Linked DNA regions of Homo sapiens: region 2 is linked to region 1. The links are chromatin loops, found by intact Hi-C in ENCODE. Cell type or tissue: endothelial cell of umbilical vein. All regions are shown on one strand. Each heading gives the region's core, and the rest is flanking DNA. Links, peaks and the distances in the headings are about the cores only. Region 1 overlaps NALF1 (NALCN channel auxiliary factor 1). Region 2 overlaps NALF1 (NALCN channel auxiliary factor 1).

Evidence for each region. Peaks named below come from ENCODE experiments on the same cell type or tissue, not always from the same donor. Only the 100,000 strongest peaks of a DNase experiment are listed, where the experiment ranks them.
Region 2: it touches region 1 in a loop (6-fold over the local background); 2 of 110 quality-filtered maps call a loop at or near these places.

What each region holds. Positions count from the first base shown.
Region 1 is chr13:107,365,464-107,373,810 of GRCh38, reverse strand. All of the region lies in intron 1 of NALF1 (NALCN channel auxiliary factor 1), which reads left to right. Among named protein-coding and RNA genes, the nearest start is that of SNORD31B, 49 kb to the right of the region's middle. In endothelial cell of umbilical vein, for the core only: no CTCF peak of the experiment used is centred there; DNase peaks (open chromatin) are centred at 3,530 and 6,340; H3K27ac peaks cover 2,510 bases.
Region 2 is chr13:107,280,979-107,289,325 of GRCh38, reverse strand. All of the region lies in intron 1 of NALF1 (NALCN channel auxiliary factor 1), which reads left to right. Among named protein-coding and RNA genes, the nearest start is that of SNORD31B, 36 kb to the left of the region's middle. In endothelial cell of umbilical vein, for the core only: no CTCF peak of the experiment used is centred there; a DNase peak (open chromatin) is centred at 4,955; H3K27ac peaks cover 1,281 bases.

The DNA.
Region 1 (8,347 bases), core at 128-8,127:
TACATTGAAACATGTGCTTTTTGTGTGGTGAGTCAGACTAAATCTCATGGTCCCAAAAAAAACGAAAACAAAAAGGAAAGAAAGAAAAGAAAAAGAAAGAGATGATAGTGTTGCCCTCTTGTGGCTATTTCAGAGACCAGGTTGATGCTTAGAAAGGCGTGAGTGCTGAGTATCTTTTGCAATCAGATGGAGTAGCCCTGGAAATGTGTAGAGCCCTTTTTATTCAGTCTGTTTAGGAATACAGCTGGACCCATTGGCTGTGGCCCCTTTTGGGCTCCACCTTGCATCTGCTGTAGGAGGGACAGAGCAAGGCAAAGTGATCCCAGGGACTGGGATCGGAATCCCAGCTCTCACTGAAATGTTAAGTCACTGAGACACTAAAACACTGGAAACTCAGTCAGTTCATTTACTCTGATCCATTCCATGTTAGGTCTTTCACCTTTCTTGGGTCTACTCTCCTTCTCCAGGTCTCAACATCTGGTATTCAAAATCTTCGATCTCCAGAGAATTTTGAGCTGGTTATCAAGAGAACCTGGTGCTAGTCTCACATCTACTTTTCATTTGTGATCTTTAAAATATGACGTTCCTGTTAGGTCTATTCTTCCTTAATGAAGAATGAAAGGAAGAGAGAACAGGGACCCAACATTTAGTGAGGTGCTAGTAAGAACCTTGTTCTCTGTTAGATGCTCTGTATACCTTATATGATGCATAATTGCTCATGTCATGATTATGTAACTCACATAATTACATGAACTAATCCCAAAGGGATCAGAGCCTGTATTATTATCATCCCCAGTTTACAGATAGAGAAAGAAAGGTTCAGAGAGATTAAATGACCTCATTAACAGATGCTAGCAGTAGAAAATTTAGGGTCCGATTCAGTTGTATTTGCTATCCCAGTAATTGGTATTACTAGGAAAAAGAGAGTTAGATTAATAGTTACATGTATTTGGGAAATGCTGAGCTAAATGAGTGTTTAAAGATTTTCTTAAGAGTTTCTTGGGACCTTTGATATCTAAACCTTCATGATGATACATTATTGCAACTTTTCAAGCATGTTTGATAACAGATTGGTAGGTATTCTGTAGAACACATTTTTAAAGCATTGATCTATCACCAAATGTTTTCTATTATCTTATCTAATTGAAGATCTTCATTGATTTACTCCATCTCTAAGAGCTATTGTTTGAAATCAAGTTTGTATGACTATCTTTTATGATACTATACTATTTATTTTGTTGTTGAAATTTCATTAAATATTTATTCTCTGCTATATTTCAAATGCCTAGAGGGCAGAACTTAATTTGCAAATGAGTATAGTGCCTTTCAATGAATAGGCATACTGTGAATAGTTGTGGACTATGAGAGTAAAATGATGTGGTTATACGCAAATTATAATTTATATTTCTCTGTGCCTGCAATATTCATGGCTGGCATGTCATTTGTCCCATAGAAGTTTTAATTGTTGCAATAGAGGCATGGCATATCTTACCCTGAAGGGTATCTAAAATAGAAATCACAGACATCACAGTATTGTCAGAAGGACTTGATCCAAAAGAAATTTTAATGTTTTTTGAATTCCATGTACATTGTTTAAACATGAATATTGGAAGAAATTGTGTGAGTCTGAAAGACGAAAGAAACAGGGACTTTAGTTCATCTCGTAATGATTTTTTTTCCTTCAACACCTTTCCTGTTCTGCGGCTGTGCAGGCTATGAGGAGACCTCTCTGCATCTTGCTGCGCTCCAAGGCAGGAGTTCACAAAACAGTGCCCTATTCAGCTCAAAGAATAAATACACAGAATCACGGCCTCTTCGGGGTGGGAGAGATCTGAGCAGCCTTCTTACTCTCTTATTGTCAATGTATATACGATTCTGGGATGGGGAAGTCTGGAAAAGCTTGATTAAATTTTTATTTCAAAAGATATGTTTAGACATTTCTAAAACTGTAATAAAATGTTAACACATCAGTTATGACTTTTCCCTTGACTGATGCTGCAAGTTTAACTTTTGCCATTTCTACCTGAATAAAGAATAGCTGATTTTGGGAGGTTAATTACTAATCTTTTTGATCTCGACTTCTCAAGGTCTGTACAACCACCAGAAAATAAGTTAGATGCTAAGACCTGTGTAAAATAGCAACCTCAATGATAACTACTAATTGACTAATTTTAAAAAAGACATCTTTGTTGAAAGAGTCTCTTTGTTGTGGTTAGTTGACTTTATCATAACAAAAGGTTTAAGGAGACTCTTAAGAAAAAGTTTAGTCTAATGAAGTACCACCTTTGCTGTTTTATATTTGGGGTTTTCACTGTGATGATATCTTGAAACTATTTATTTATTTATTTATTTTATTTTTATTTTTTAGACAGGGTCTCACTCTCTTACATAGGCTGAAGTGCAGTGTTGCAGTCACAGTCACTGCAGCCTCCACTTCCTGGGCTCAAGCGATCCTTCTACCTCCGTCTCCCGAGTAGCTGGGACTACAGGCATGCACCATCATGCCTGGCTAATTTTTCAATTTTTTGTAGAGACAGGGTTTCCCTGTGTTGTCTGTATTGGTCCCAAACTCTTGTGCTCAAGCGATTCTCTCTCCTTGGCTTTCCAAAGTGCTGGGATTATAAGCATGAGCCACTGTGCCTGGCCAATATCTCAAAACTCTTATTTCAGAACTTTCTCCTAGGTTCACGGTTGAAATTCTGGCCCAGATAATAGGACTGAAATGTGTATCTCTGAATTCCAAGTTTACTATTGATATGGTTTGGCGGTGTCCCCACCCAAATCTCATCTTGAATTGTAGTTCCCATAATCCTCATGCATTGTGGGAGGGATGCGGTGGAAGGTAATTAAACCATGGGAGCAGTTACCTCTATGATGTCCTCTTGAGAATGAGCAAGTTCTCAGGAGATCTGATCATTTTATAAGGGGCTTCCCCCACCACTTCACTCTGCACTTCTCATTGCTGCTGCCATGTGAAGAAGGACGTGTTTGCATCCCCTTTCGCCATGATTATAAGTTTCCTTAGGCCTCCCCAGCCATGCTGAACTGTGAGTCAGTGAAACCTTTTTTTATAAAATAAAATATCCAGTCTCAGTTATGTTTTTGTTCGCAGCATGAGAACGGACTAATACAACTGTTTTGCTTTCCAGTATACCCTCTGACTCTTTTTAAAGAAGCAGCTCAGCATGGCGTGGTGGGAGGATGTAAGTCATTTAATGGATGATAAATTAAGAATTTTAAAACTAATAAGTTACTTTTGGATCTATCTGCAGAAGAGTTTAAGCCTCATTAACTGAAGGCTATGTTGATTTCAGTTCACTGTGACCACCCAGGACAGATTTTGGCTCTGGAGTGGTCCAGGGTCTACTGATTTAGGCTTTGTAAGTTTTGAGATTCCTCAGTTTTAGAACACAGGGTGATAGAACTTTGCAAGAGCCTGTTTGTACTCTCCAAGCAAACTCCAGAAACTTGAGTATCTTTCCAAGTGAAGAAAGCAGCCTGTTTTGGGGCGGGAAGGATGTATGCCTCACAGCTAGTGCTGATTCATCCACTGCATGTGCTGTTCACCGGATAGGAAGCCCTCTGATTCCTTCCAGACAAGTGTTTGCAGGAAAGCTAACGTCCCCCAAACTGCAATTTGGAATGCAGAATATGAAAGTAGAGGTATTTTTTTTTCCTCAAACCAAGTTTACAAATTTGCACTTTCTGTGCCTCAGGTTAATAGGCATTTAGCTTTCCCAAAGTAACATGTGCATGATTCGGAAGAATGGCATTCTAACTGCAAGCTTTCCATGACGAGTTTTTCTCCTGCAGGGTGATCTGTGTTAATTTGAATTCATAAGAAATAAAAATTCATTATAGCTCTTATATTTTCTATTTCTCCTTTGGATTAGGAAATGAACGAATTAGACATTTACAACAAAGCCCCAATTACTATCATCTTACATTGGCCTCAAAGCCATCTTTGGAAAGACACTGAAGTTAAGAATGTGAAGAAAACTTACCAACTATCATTATATTATATGATTTCAAGAATAAATTATTTTCATAATATCACTGTCCAAAGGGATTCTTCCATTTCTCTTCTTAAAAACTGTATAACATTTGGATAGTAATAAAGCCCTTTTTGATAGAATCTTAGGAATAATTGCTTAGAAATCCAAGCAGAGACCCATATTTATGCCAAAGTAATAACATCATTTATTCTGTGATCATGTTAGCTCTGTTTAGGTGGTAGGTTTTAAATCTTTAATTTATTATTTCATTAATCTATTAAACTTATTATTAAGTATATACTAGGTTTCAGGAGAACAAAGAATGTACAGATTATTTTGATTTTAGTGACTTTTATATATACACAGATGTATACATAATGAAAAATATATAAATACTGGAAAGATATACACCAGTTAAATGTGTCCTGTTTTTACCACTTGACATAGGCAATTCTATTTTTTCATTTATGTGTATTTAAATCACCTAAATTTCCTTGTAATAAGGAAAGATACTGAGATTTTTTTATAGTGCACATACTAAAAACTATTATACTTCATATATTGAAACATAAATATAGAGATGGATCATGAGCTTCTGTGGGAGGGGAACCACACTCAGATGAGGACATGTGTGATGCCTACTGGAGTTCATCTGATACATACTCTGATAGAGTAGTACATAAGGGGCTATGGAAATTCCGAAGAAAAGTGCTCTACTTTCTTGGGAGAAAGGGACATGGAGGCAATAATTGGGAATTTTTGACACACAATGAGCAGAAGCTTGCAAGTTAGGCAGGCAGGGAACTGCATTTCGTGTAAAGGGAATAGAATGTGCAAATGCACGAAAGTGACAACCTGACCTATTTGATAATGGTGAGTTAATAGGTAGAGTATGATGCACTGAGGGGATGGGCATTGTAGGAGGTGAAGTTAAAATGTACACGGAGATCCATATCATAAAGGGAACAGAGGCGTGAATAGTGGCCCCCAAAAGATATGTCCACAGGCCAATTCCAAGAACCTGTTAGCGTTGCCTATTTGGAAAAGGGGTCTTTGGAGATGTGATGAAGTTAAGGATTTTGACATGAGTAGATTATTCTGGATGGTCAGGGTGGGCCCTAAATGTAATCACAAATGTCCTTATAAGAGACACAGGTGGAAGAGAAGACACAGAGAGGAGGGCCTTGTGAAGACAGGCAGAGATTACAGTGAAGTGGCTGCAAGCCGAGGCATGCCAAGAAGTGCCTGCAACCACCGGACGCCAGAAGAGACGAAGAGTGGAATTGCCCCCAGAGTCTCTGGAGCAAGCGTGGCCCTGCTGATGGTACTTTGAGCTTTTTCCAGAGCTGTAAGAAAATTAGCCAGGTGTGGTGGTGCACATCTGTAATCCCAGCTACGCAGGAGGCTGAGGCAGGAGGTTTTAGTGAGCCGAGATTGGGCCATTGCACTCCAGCCTGGGCAACAGAGTGAGACTCCATCTCAAAAAAAAAAAAAAGTATTTATGTGATTTATCTTTGCAAGTTTGTGCTAATTACAGCAGACAAGAAAACTAATACAAAGGGCATTATATGCCACATAGTGGAGAGCTTTCTATGGACTTCAGTTTAGAGTCATACTGCCATATTGGTGTTATAACTTTTAGTATGGGGCAATAACCCTTTGTTTCCTAGATGCAAAGACTCATGAATTTTTCTAAGAATTATAATGAGGTATAAAGAGCCAAATTATGACTGTTTAGGAATGTACCTAAAAATAAGTACACAGAACCACATATTTTATATACATAGGATTAAAACGCTCAAATTATTCACATGAAAGTATTCCCACCATCCACCTTTTATTATCATAAAGAACCACAATGCTCAGTATGTTTGCACTGAAATCAAAGATAGCATCTTCAGAAAGATGTCCCTTTTACAAGAAGAGTGCTTTACCTAAATGCATGTTTCTTTTTAGTACAGTAAACTAGTCTGCATGAGTTCCCTAGACTCCATCCTGATTTGAGCAATTTTTAGTCTGTCTGAATGTTTGCCTAGTAGATGGTCAACGGATAATGATCTTTACCCTCTTTGCCTCTCAAGGTAGCCATGATGTCAAATGAAATGTTGTATTATTTTGCACAAGGGGCATCAGTACGCTTCTGCCCGTGTAGCCCTTCCAGCAAGTGTCAGGGAAATCTGCGGGGCAGCCTGCTTAGAGGCCCACGAGGCTCCCGGTGAAGCTGCAGGCCTTGTGTGTGTCCTGCTTCCACGTGGAGCAACACTCAGGCCACTTCTGTAATTAATTCCTCTCCAAGTTCTCTCTCAGCTGGGAGAGACGGGAATCAAATGGGAAACGCATGACTGATTCATACATCCAAGCAGGAAATGAGGACAAGACTTTGTCCTCCAGCTCTTCAGCCGGAAACAAGACATCAGGAGAATGACCACATTCAGGTCAGTCTAATTGAGGCCCCAGAACCTGCACATACTCAGTAATTGCCCGCTGGTGGTGCCCAGGCCTAGGTTGTATGAGAGTGATCAGTGGCTCTCTCTAAGAGGTTTGCTTTACAACCCAGTCTTTTATCATGATAATTAATGCTTGAATTGTGTTTTATGAAGGAGATGAAGTGTGTGGTAAGAAGAGTTATCCCTCAGTTTTTATTTTTTTAAATTAATTTTCCAAGTGTAAGCACATACAGCTTACCTGCAGTGTTTCTTTCCTTGCCTTACTTTTCGCTTTTCTGCGTTTGCCCTTTTGTTTTCATCCTTGTGCAAGGGACTAGTTGTCCCCAATATTCCTTCTTCTCTTTTCCCTCTAAAATAACGCCTGGAGTTTAGCTGTATCCAGAGGCATTCAGAGTGAAGGCTTCATTTCCCACATAAGAAAGTTCTGGCCAATGGCGTATGACTAGAAGCCCTTGTAGGATACCCAGTTCGGATCTTAAAAGTATGTACGTGTTTCTGCCATTCCTTCCCCTTTGTGAGCATGAACGTGAACACCTGCCTTGGAAAATAATGTGGAAACTGTATATTGAGGGCAACAGATCAACAATAAGAGAGAAAGTGGAGGTCCCTGACAACATGGGATGTCGGACCAACCCTAAATTGCTTACGACTAAATGAGAACTATTGAAACTTCTGTATTGCTTAGCCACTGTTGTTTTGGATTTTCTGTAAACCACAGTTTAATTTATTTTCCAAAGCAAAAATCAGTCGGCAGAGTTGAAAGTGTGGTCCAAATTAATCATATTGATAAACAGTGTGTCATGGAAGGAATAAAATAAATGGAAAATGATGGCTATCATAAGAAGCTCTTGCCTCCAAAATTGGGCTGAGCCCCTTTTGTTGGTAAATGCATCATGAACTTACTCATCCACATAGGCAGGCCTTTTTTTGATTGCAGTTTTACAGCAGGCTTTGCACTGGAGAATTTCATAGACAGCAGAGGCTAAAAAGGGGAAGCAAAATGTAGAATAAAGCCAAAGTGATTATAATGCCTTCTTCAAGGTTAGATATTTAAAATCATTCTTCATCACAAGGATAGATGAATCTCAATGCATAACCTATTTTTTTTGTATTAAGATTATGGCATAGTACGCAGTTTCTGTATATTTAAATCTAGATTTCACAGAAACCATCAGTCCCAGAGAAACACTTCATGAATAAGGGTGCTATACTCTCTCTCACTGGCATTGAGTCTCTGCATATGCTAAGAATGACTTTATTGTTTCTATCAAAGTAAATCCTGATTTGTCATCACCTGTATGAGTCTTTGTTTGCATTAGGATGATTTCTATGTTAGTGGCGTAACTTATTGTGTTGCTTTTAGCACACAGGGAAATTCTAAACAGAGCCCACGAGAGGCTTTGTCATCTCACTGTTGCTTGCTAATTGAACTTCCGATTTCATCGGATTCTAACCTAAAACAGCAAGGTGCTTGACATGTAGGCAAGCAGTCTGTGGGAACTAGTAATGCTGCATAGTGAACGGGAGTAGGCAAAATATATTTTAGTGCAGTTTGAGGGTATTTGCTAAGTCGATAATGTTGTAGCTCAGAAGATCTATTTAATTAGTGATATTTCTAAAAGAGGATCTCTCTACTTAGATGTAAACAGTCCATTCACTGCCTGACTCACCCCAGGAATGGAATGAGATTACAGGGATACTACTTATTAGTCAAAATGTCTCTGCAAGAGGTCAACCATTCCCCAGTAACCATTCCCTGGAACCGTTGAAATGTAAGTTTTGATAAGGACCATCAAAACAACAAAAGACCACAAATATGATATCCATACATGTGTTGTTCTTTTCTGCTTCTGCACGTTTTTCCATGTTTCTTTGGGTTGGAAAGTTTAGAGAGAAAGCCCTAAA
Region 2 (8,347 bases), core at 265-8,264, 85 kb after region 1:
AGAGAGCATATATTTTAGTGGGTAAATAGACAAGGCATGTGTAAATATACAACATAGTGTCAGTGATAAGTATGAGGAAAGGGAAGAATGTGTTCATGTGATGGAACTGAGGGGTTATGATTTTATATAGGGTGGCAGGGACGCTGGAGCAAAGACCTTGCTAAGGGCAGAGAATGGAGAAAACTCTCTAAAGCAAAGGAAATAAAAAGTACAATATCCTGTGACAGTGGTGGATTGGATAAAGTTGAAACAAACAGGATTTATGAACAGCTAATGAAACACTGTTAAGGAGAATGGGTGGCTATCTATGTTTCACATAGTTTTTTTCATACTTTGACAGTTTTTTGATGTGTCTGCTTGTCTTATCTGATGGACTTACTATTTTAACTTCAAAATGTAGCAAATAAAGAACATAAAGAACATGTACTAGGAATAAGAGAGAGTGTTAGCTGCATCATTGCTTGCTTCTATCCAACATAAAAAATGTTTTCTGGGCTGGGCGCGGTGGCTCCCACCTGTAATCCCAGCAATTTGGGAGGCCGAGGCGAGTGGATCACCATAGGTCAGGACTTCAAGACCAGCCTGACCAACATGGCGAAACCCCGACTCTACTAAAACTAGAAAAAATTAGCCGGGCGTGGTGGCAGGCACCTGTAATTCCAGCTACTCCGGAGGCTGAGGCAGGACAATCGCTTGAACTGAGGAGGCGGAGGTTGCAGGGAGCAGAGATCGCACCATTGCACTCCAGCCTGGGCAACAAGAGCAAGAGCGAGACACCATCTCAAAAAAAAAAAAAAAAGTTTTCAGGCTGGGCGCGGTGGCTCACGCCTGTAATCCCAGCACTTTGGGAGGTTGAGGCGGGTGAATCACCTGAGGTCAGGAGTGCAAGACCAGCCTGACCAACATGGTGAAACCCCGTCTCTACTAAAAATACAAAAATTAGCTGGCTGTGGTGGCGGGTGCCTGTAATCCCAGCTACTCGGGAGGCTGAGGCAGGAGAATGGCGTGAACCCGGGAGGCGGAGCTTGCAGTGAGCCGAGATCGCGCCACTGCCCTCCAGCCTGGGCGACAGAGCGAGACTCCGTCTCAAAAAAAAAAAAAAAAAAGTCTTCAGATCATATATATTTCTTAATGAGAGACAAAACTAATCTTCTATTAAATATAATTTATTTAGTCAATTGAGATATGACTTCAAATATTTTAAATAGCTATGAATTTTGTTATAGCAGGAAATTTTTAATAACTAAAATAAGGACCTATATGGGAAGAATGAAGTCTTTTGAATTATCTGTATATCACAGTGAAGACACAGAAACATGGCCAGGTGTGGTGGCTCACGCCTGTAATCCCAGCACTTTGGGAGGCCAAGGTGGGTGGATCACCTTGAGGTCAAGAGTTCAAGACCAGACTGGCCAAGATGATGAAACCCCATCTCTACTAAAAATACAAAAAATTAGCCGGGTGTGGTGGCAGGCGCTTGTAATCCCAGTTACTCGGGAGGCTGAGGCAGGAGAATCATTTGAACCTGGGAGGTGGAGGTTGTGGTGAACTGAGATTGTGCCACTGCACTCCAGCCTGGGCGACAAAACAAGACTCTGTCTCAAAAAAAAAAAAAAAAAGAAAGAAAAGAAAAGAAAGGAAAAGAAAAACATACAGGATTTTAAATATACTAGTCATGATCTTGTATAATTTAAACAAATTTCAGATCATCTAGGCGTGGTGATACATTTCTTATTAGGTAATCAGAATTCCGTATAGGTAAATAAACCTGTCTTCAGAAATGCTGTAAAAATTCTGGGAGAAATTTGAGTCACTTACTTTTTATTTGACGTTTTCAAAGTATTAGAGAAGCCCTAAGAAAATAAAACCACCCAGGCTCCTGAGAGGGTAATGAAGAGGCACAGGAGGCCACCAGCTTGTCATGTGCATTTGTGTGTGTCGCTGCTGAATGGGAAATACCTGAACTAGAAAGTATTTGTAAAGCAAATACTCATAAACAGAGGGAACCAGATTGATTACTATGTGGCATTGTATATGCTTGTGATGTTCCACGGATAATTACAAAGTCTGGATATGTTTGTACCTCATCAGTTTTCCCAACTGTTGATGCTGATGGGTGGTTGGGGAGACGGTGTGAAGGTTCTGGTTACCATATGTTTTTAGTCACTAACAGCACTTTCAATTCTGCAGCAAGGAAATTATTGCACACCTTCCTCAGAATACTGTTTATGCGTGCATGTCAATTTTAAGAATAATTTATTTCGGTGAAACTCACCTACCCTAAAATTAACCACTTTATAGTGAGCAGTTATGTTAGTGGCATTGAGAACATTCATACTGCTGTGCAGCCACAAGCTCTGTCTAGTCCAAAACATCTCTTTAAAATTATACCCCTTACACATCAATTTGTTTTTCCCTATTCACTCTCCTCCTAACTTTCAGCAATCATCAATATGCATTCTCTATCCCTATGGATTTATCTTTCCAGATGTTTTATATAAACAGACTAATTTAACATGGGATATTTGTATCTGTCTTCTTTTACTTAGAATAATGTTTTCAAGGTTCAGTCATGTTTGTCAAAGTTTCATCCATGTATCAATATGTCGTTCTGTTTCCAGGCTGAGTAGTATCCCATTGTATGTATATATCACAATTTGTATATATCCATTCATGGGCACTTGGGCTATTTCCAGCTTTGTTGTTTCTTTTCTTTCTTTCTTTTTTTTTTTTTTTTTTGAGACAGGGTCTTACTCTGTCACCCAGCCTCGAGCCATCCTCCCACCTCAGACTCCTGAGTAGCTGGGAACGCAGGTGCGTGCCACCCATACCTAGATAATTTTTGTATTTTTTTTAATAGAGATGGGGTTTCATTATGTTGCCCAGATTGATCTCAAACTCCCTGGCATAAAGGATCTGCTCCCTCAGCCTCCCAAAGTGCCGGAGCTACGGGCACGAGTCACTGTACCAGGTCTATGTCCATCTTTTTCTATTGTGAATAATGCTTGTGTGAACATGTGTGTACCTGTATTTGTTTGAGTATCTGTTTCAATTTTGGAGGGGTATATACGTAAGAGTGGAATTACAGGGTCACGTGGTAATTCTTTGTTTAACTTTGCAGGAATTTTCAAACTTCTTTACAGCCGCCGAACCATTTTATATTCCCACCAACAATGTACAAGATTTTCTCTTTTTCTATGACTTTCAACAGTTTGACTATAAAGTATCTGCGTGGACTTCTGGTGTTTCTCCTACTTGGATTCATATAGCTTCTTGGATGTGTAGATTTATTTATTTCAACAAATTTGGGAAGTTTTTGTCCAGTATTTCTTCAAATATTCTTCATGCCCTTTACTCCCTCTGTTCTCCATTTTGGACTCCCAGAATGCATATATTGGTCCATTTGAATGTATTCCATCCATCCCTTACACTCTGTGCACTTATCTTTACTTTTTTTTCTATTATTCAGGTTGGACACTTTCACATATTATCACCCTTATTTCTAGGAATCTTTGACTCTCTCTCAGCCCCCTGGGCAGCAGCTTTGCTTATTCTTTTTCATGAAGTTTCTCTAGATTTCATTCACTTGAATCCTAATACTTACTATATATACTATGTATAATATATACTGTATACTACATGCATCCTCTGTATACTATATACCATATATATGCTATACACTATAATATGAATACATATATATAAAACAATATACCCATGGTATCTATTACCTATACATACACATATATGGTTTGCACTCATTTCAGTTCCATTTGACTTGATGTCTATATGGTGTACAAGTGTACACAGTGGGTTTTCATTTGTTGGAAGTGCAACATGAGAACGTGAAAAAATGCATTAGCTACTTAAAGCCAGACTGTCTAGTCTAAGAACAGCCATGCTGTCCTGGGCTTAGAGGTGGCAGTACCTATGTCCTTCTCTCTATGCAAGCCCTAGGGCAGTCTTCCAATGGTTGTTGAATATTTCTCATTTCCTCAGAAGTTGTATGGGAATAACCACATGGTTATTCACCCATATATCTAGGGCATATGTGTCATGAAAGTGCAAGCAGCTTCTCTTAGGTATTATACAGGACTAGAGAAGACAGGTGAATCTGTGAATCTCAATAGTGAGATTTGTAGGTTTCTCTTATATTTTACCTACTTGCATTGCATGATAAATAAGCATGCAGAGTAACATAAATCTATTTCAAAGTACACATAGACATATAATATATGCCACAGGTCCTAATCATTGAATCTATGCTTCAATCTTCAAATTTCCTGATTATTTTTTCTCTCTGCTCAAATCTGCTGTTGAACTTTCCTAGTGAATTTTTTAGTTATTACACTTTTCAGCTCCAGAATTTCTATTTGGTTATTGTATTAGTCAAGTCAATCTATCATTTAAAAAAAAAATAGGATGGGTGGCTCAAACAATAGAAATGAACTTCTCGCGGCTCTGGAAGCTAGGAGATCCAAGACGAAGGCTCCAGCATGGCAGGTTTCATTCTGTGGCCCCTTCTGGCACGTAGGCAGCTGCCGTCATGCTCTGTGCCCACATGACGTCTTCTCTGTGTGCACGTTGGAGCAGAGAGGAAGTTAAGCTCTCTACTGCTTCTTTATGACACTAATCCCATCATGGAGGCCCACCTTTATGACCGCATCTAAACCTCATTACTTCCCAAGCCCCATCTCCGAATGCCATCACATTGGAGTTAGGGCTTCAACATACGAATTTGAGGGGGAGGGCGGGACACAGTTCAGTCCATAGCAGTTACATTGTATGGTTTCCATCTCTTACTGATATTTTAGTTTTTTTCACACATTGTTTCCTGGTTCTTTTTAGTTCTTTGTTCCTGGCTTCCTTTAGCTTTTTGAGCACATTTAAGCCAGTTAATTAAAGTCTTTGGCTGGTAAGTTCCTTTCTTCCTCATGGATGGTTTCTGTCAATTTGTTTTGTTTTGTTTTCCTTTGAATGAGTCATGCTTTCCTGCTTACTCATATACTTTGTGATGTTTTTTCATTGAAAACTGGACATTTGAGTATTAAATATACTAACTGGAAATCCTATTCTCCCCCTTCTCCAGGGTCTTTGTAAGCATGTGCCCTTCCCTGGGCATATGTGTAGCTTTCTAAATTCCCCCTGTATATCTAAGTGCTTTCAAACGCCTGATTTTCCAAAGAAATGCTTACCTGCTTTTCTCCCAGACATTAGGCTGTGATCGTATGTCAGCCATAATCCTTTGCCCTATGTAGCTGTAGGTTTTTCATTTGTCTTTTAATGTTTTTGAGCAATGCCCACCACTTTTTCATCTTAAGTGATTTATCTGTCAGGCAAAACAAAGATGAGTGTCTTTCTTCAGTCTTTTAGGGAACTCCTAGACAGTTTAGAACATCAGCACTTTGGGAGGCCGAGGTGGGTGGATCATGAGGTCAGGAGATCAAGACCATCCTGGCTAACACGGTGAAACCCCCGTCTCTACTAAAAATACAAAAATTAGCCGGGCATAGTGGCGGGCGCCTGTAGTCCGAGCTACTCAGGAGGCTGAGACAGGAGAATGACGTGAACCTGGGAGGTGGAGTTTGCAATGAACCGAGTTTGCGCCACTGCACTCCAGCCTGGGCAACAGAGCGAGACTCTGTCTCAACAACAACAAAAATAGTAAATAAATAAATAAATAAATAAATAAATAAATAAATAAATAATGAAGATCCGCTCTGCTTCATCCAGAACCAGACACCAGAGTTCCAAACTGGGAACACGGGATGCCATCTTCAAAACTGCCCCCAAGCCAGGGAGCAGGTGAGGCAAGAGCAACCTGAAGCGCCACTCATATTTTTTTAACCGATTTGTGTTGCCAATTTTTTTTTTTAACTCAGCATTCACCTGGTTGCTGTCAACTTTTGCCCATTTTTGAGAGTTATGATAAAGTTTGCTCTGGCAGTTTCTCCTTGTTTTTGATGTCTCTGAGGAGAGACAGGAGTCTGGAGCTGCCGTACTTCACCATGTTGCTGATGTCACTTGTGTACATGTTTATTGGCACACATGTAAGGTGATCTTGTTTATAAATAAATATTTCACCAGTGATTTACAACCCTCTCCCTATTCCCAAGGAATACAGCCTAATTATATGAGTTAGTTAATACAGCCAGCCAGACAATTCACTTTTAGGCCATGATCATAATCTCAGTGCGGCCAATGTGGTTCTAACAAGTTTCTCCCACCACTGAGGGACTCCTCATCAACTCCTTAGGGCTCCCGTCCGTTCCTCTGTACTGACCGTTTCCGTCTAAAATTGGAAGTATGTTTCCAGTGAATACTGAAGTTTTTCTACAGTGTGTAATCTGACGAGTATAACTTTTAATTATTTCCCTTTAATGGAAGAATTATCTAGCTCTTTTACATTAAAAATTACCCCCAAAACTTAGTGGCATAAACAAGAATAAATATTTGTTATCTCACCCAACTTTCATAAGAGGATTTGGGAAGTAGATTAGCTGGCTTCTACAGGCACAGCATCTCTCCTGAGGTTCAGTCCCCTCAAAACCTGGCAGGAGCTAACGGATTCACTTCCGAGGTCGATCACTCACATGACTGGCAAGTTAGTGCTGGCTGTTGGCAAGAGGCCGCAGGACCTCATCACAGGGGCCTCCCCAAAAGTTGGCCGGAAGGTCCTTACAACATACTTGCTGTAGAGTGAGTGATCCCAAAGAGGACAAGATGACCTGGCCTGAGAAGTCGCACTCTGTCATTACTGCACTACTCCACTGGTTAAAAAGTCTAACCCTACTAGTGTGGAAGGGAACCACATAGAGATATGATGAGGCCAGATTCACTAGTGGCCACCTTGGGGGCTGGCTACCATGCCAATATCCTCTTAGTCAACAGGTTCACCAATTCTCCCTCTCCTATTCATTGCTTCCTCCAGAGTCCATCCTCTTTGTTATGACCCTAATTCAGGTATTACTTAAATAAAATTTGATGTTTCATTTATAGGATTTGCTCTCTGGATAACATTCATAGCAAGCATTCGCTTATCACTGCTATTATTCACGCTATTATTTGTCATATGTGTTAGACCTGACCTCAAAGTCTGGGATGGAGTATTGGTGTACATATGACAACTTGAACTTTGGATGAGGTTGCTCAAACCAGCAGAGTCAGGTATGCATTATACCACATAAGTTTACAACTCAGAAAGCGTATGTCCTTCGCTGCTTCCTCCCCTTGTTGCTCATGCAGGCACACCAGCTCAGTGGTCAACACCATCAATGCAGACTGAAAAGCTTTCTGGGTCAATGATATGGTGTGGCTGGGTCCCCATCCAAAATCTCATCTTGAATTATAATCTCCATATTCCCCACGTTTTAAAGGAGAGACCAGGTGGATGTAATTGAATCATGGGGGTGGTTTCCCCCAGGCTGCCCCGTGATATTGAGTGAATTCTCATAAGATCTGACGGTTTTATAAGTGTTTGGTAGTTCCTCCTCCATTCATTGTCCTTCCTGCCAGCTTGTGAACAAGGTGCTTTGCTTCCCCTTCCCCTTCCACCATGATTGTAAGTTTCCTGAGGCTTCCACAGCCATGCTGAACTGTGAGTCAATTAAACCTCTTTCCTTCATAAATTACCCAGTCTCAGGCAGTTCTTTATAGCAGTGTGAAAATGGACTAATACAGTCAGGTTCGAAGAAGTCAGGACAATGGATGCACCGCCTTCATATACTTAGGCCTGGAGAGATAACTCATCCCTTCTCAAGTGTCTAATTACCGTCACTTTTTGCAGCCCTTTCTGTGCCCCTGTGTTCTATTTCTTTTGGCATTATGAGGCCTATAGCAGGACCATCACACTCTGGAATGTCCTCTATGTCTTTTCTCATTTTGTTTGCTCTCCTTGAAATATTTTCCCCTCATGCTCAAATTATGCCAATTGCTAAAGGATCAGCTCAAGTTCCACATTTTCTATGATAGTTTTTCTGCTCCTTCCTGCTGTGCAAAATACCTCATTATTTCAAGAATCCCCATGGCATTTCATCAGTAATGCTCATATGGGACTTATCATCGTCAACCATGTACCAGAGTTATTTGTGTGTATTTCTTACATTCCCTAATATATTGTGAGTCCCTTAAGAGCATGGTTTTTGTCTAATTCATTTTTATGTTCCCCAAAGCATTTAGCAGTACCTTGCATGTGTCGAGCACTCAATAGATATTTTTGGAATAAATTTAAAAATTCACCAATGAATATTTGTAGGAATACAGTCCCTGAATAGATACAGATCTTTATATTTGCATGTGCTATGGACATATAAAAAGATAGACATGCATCATAGTTTATTTCATAGAA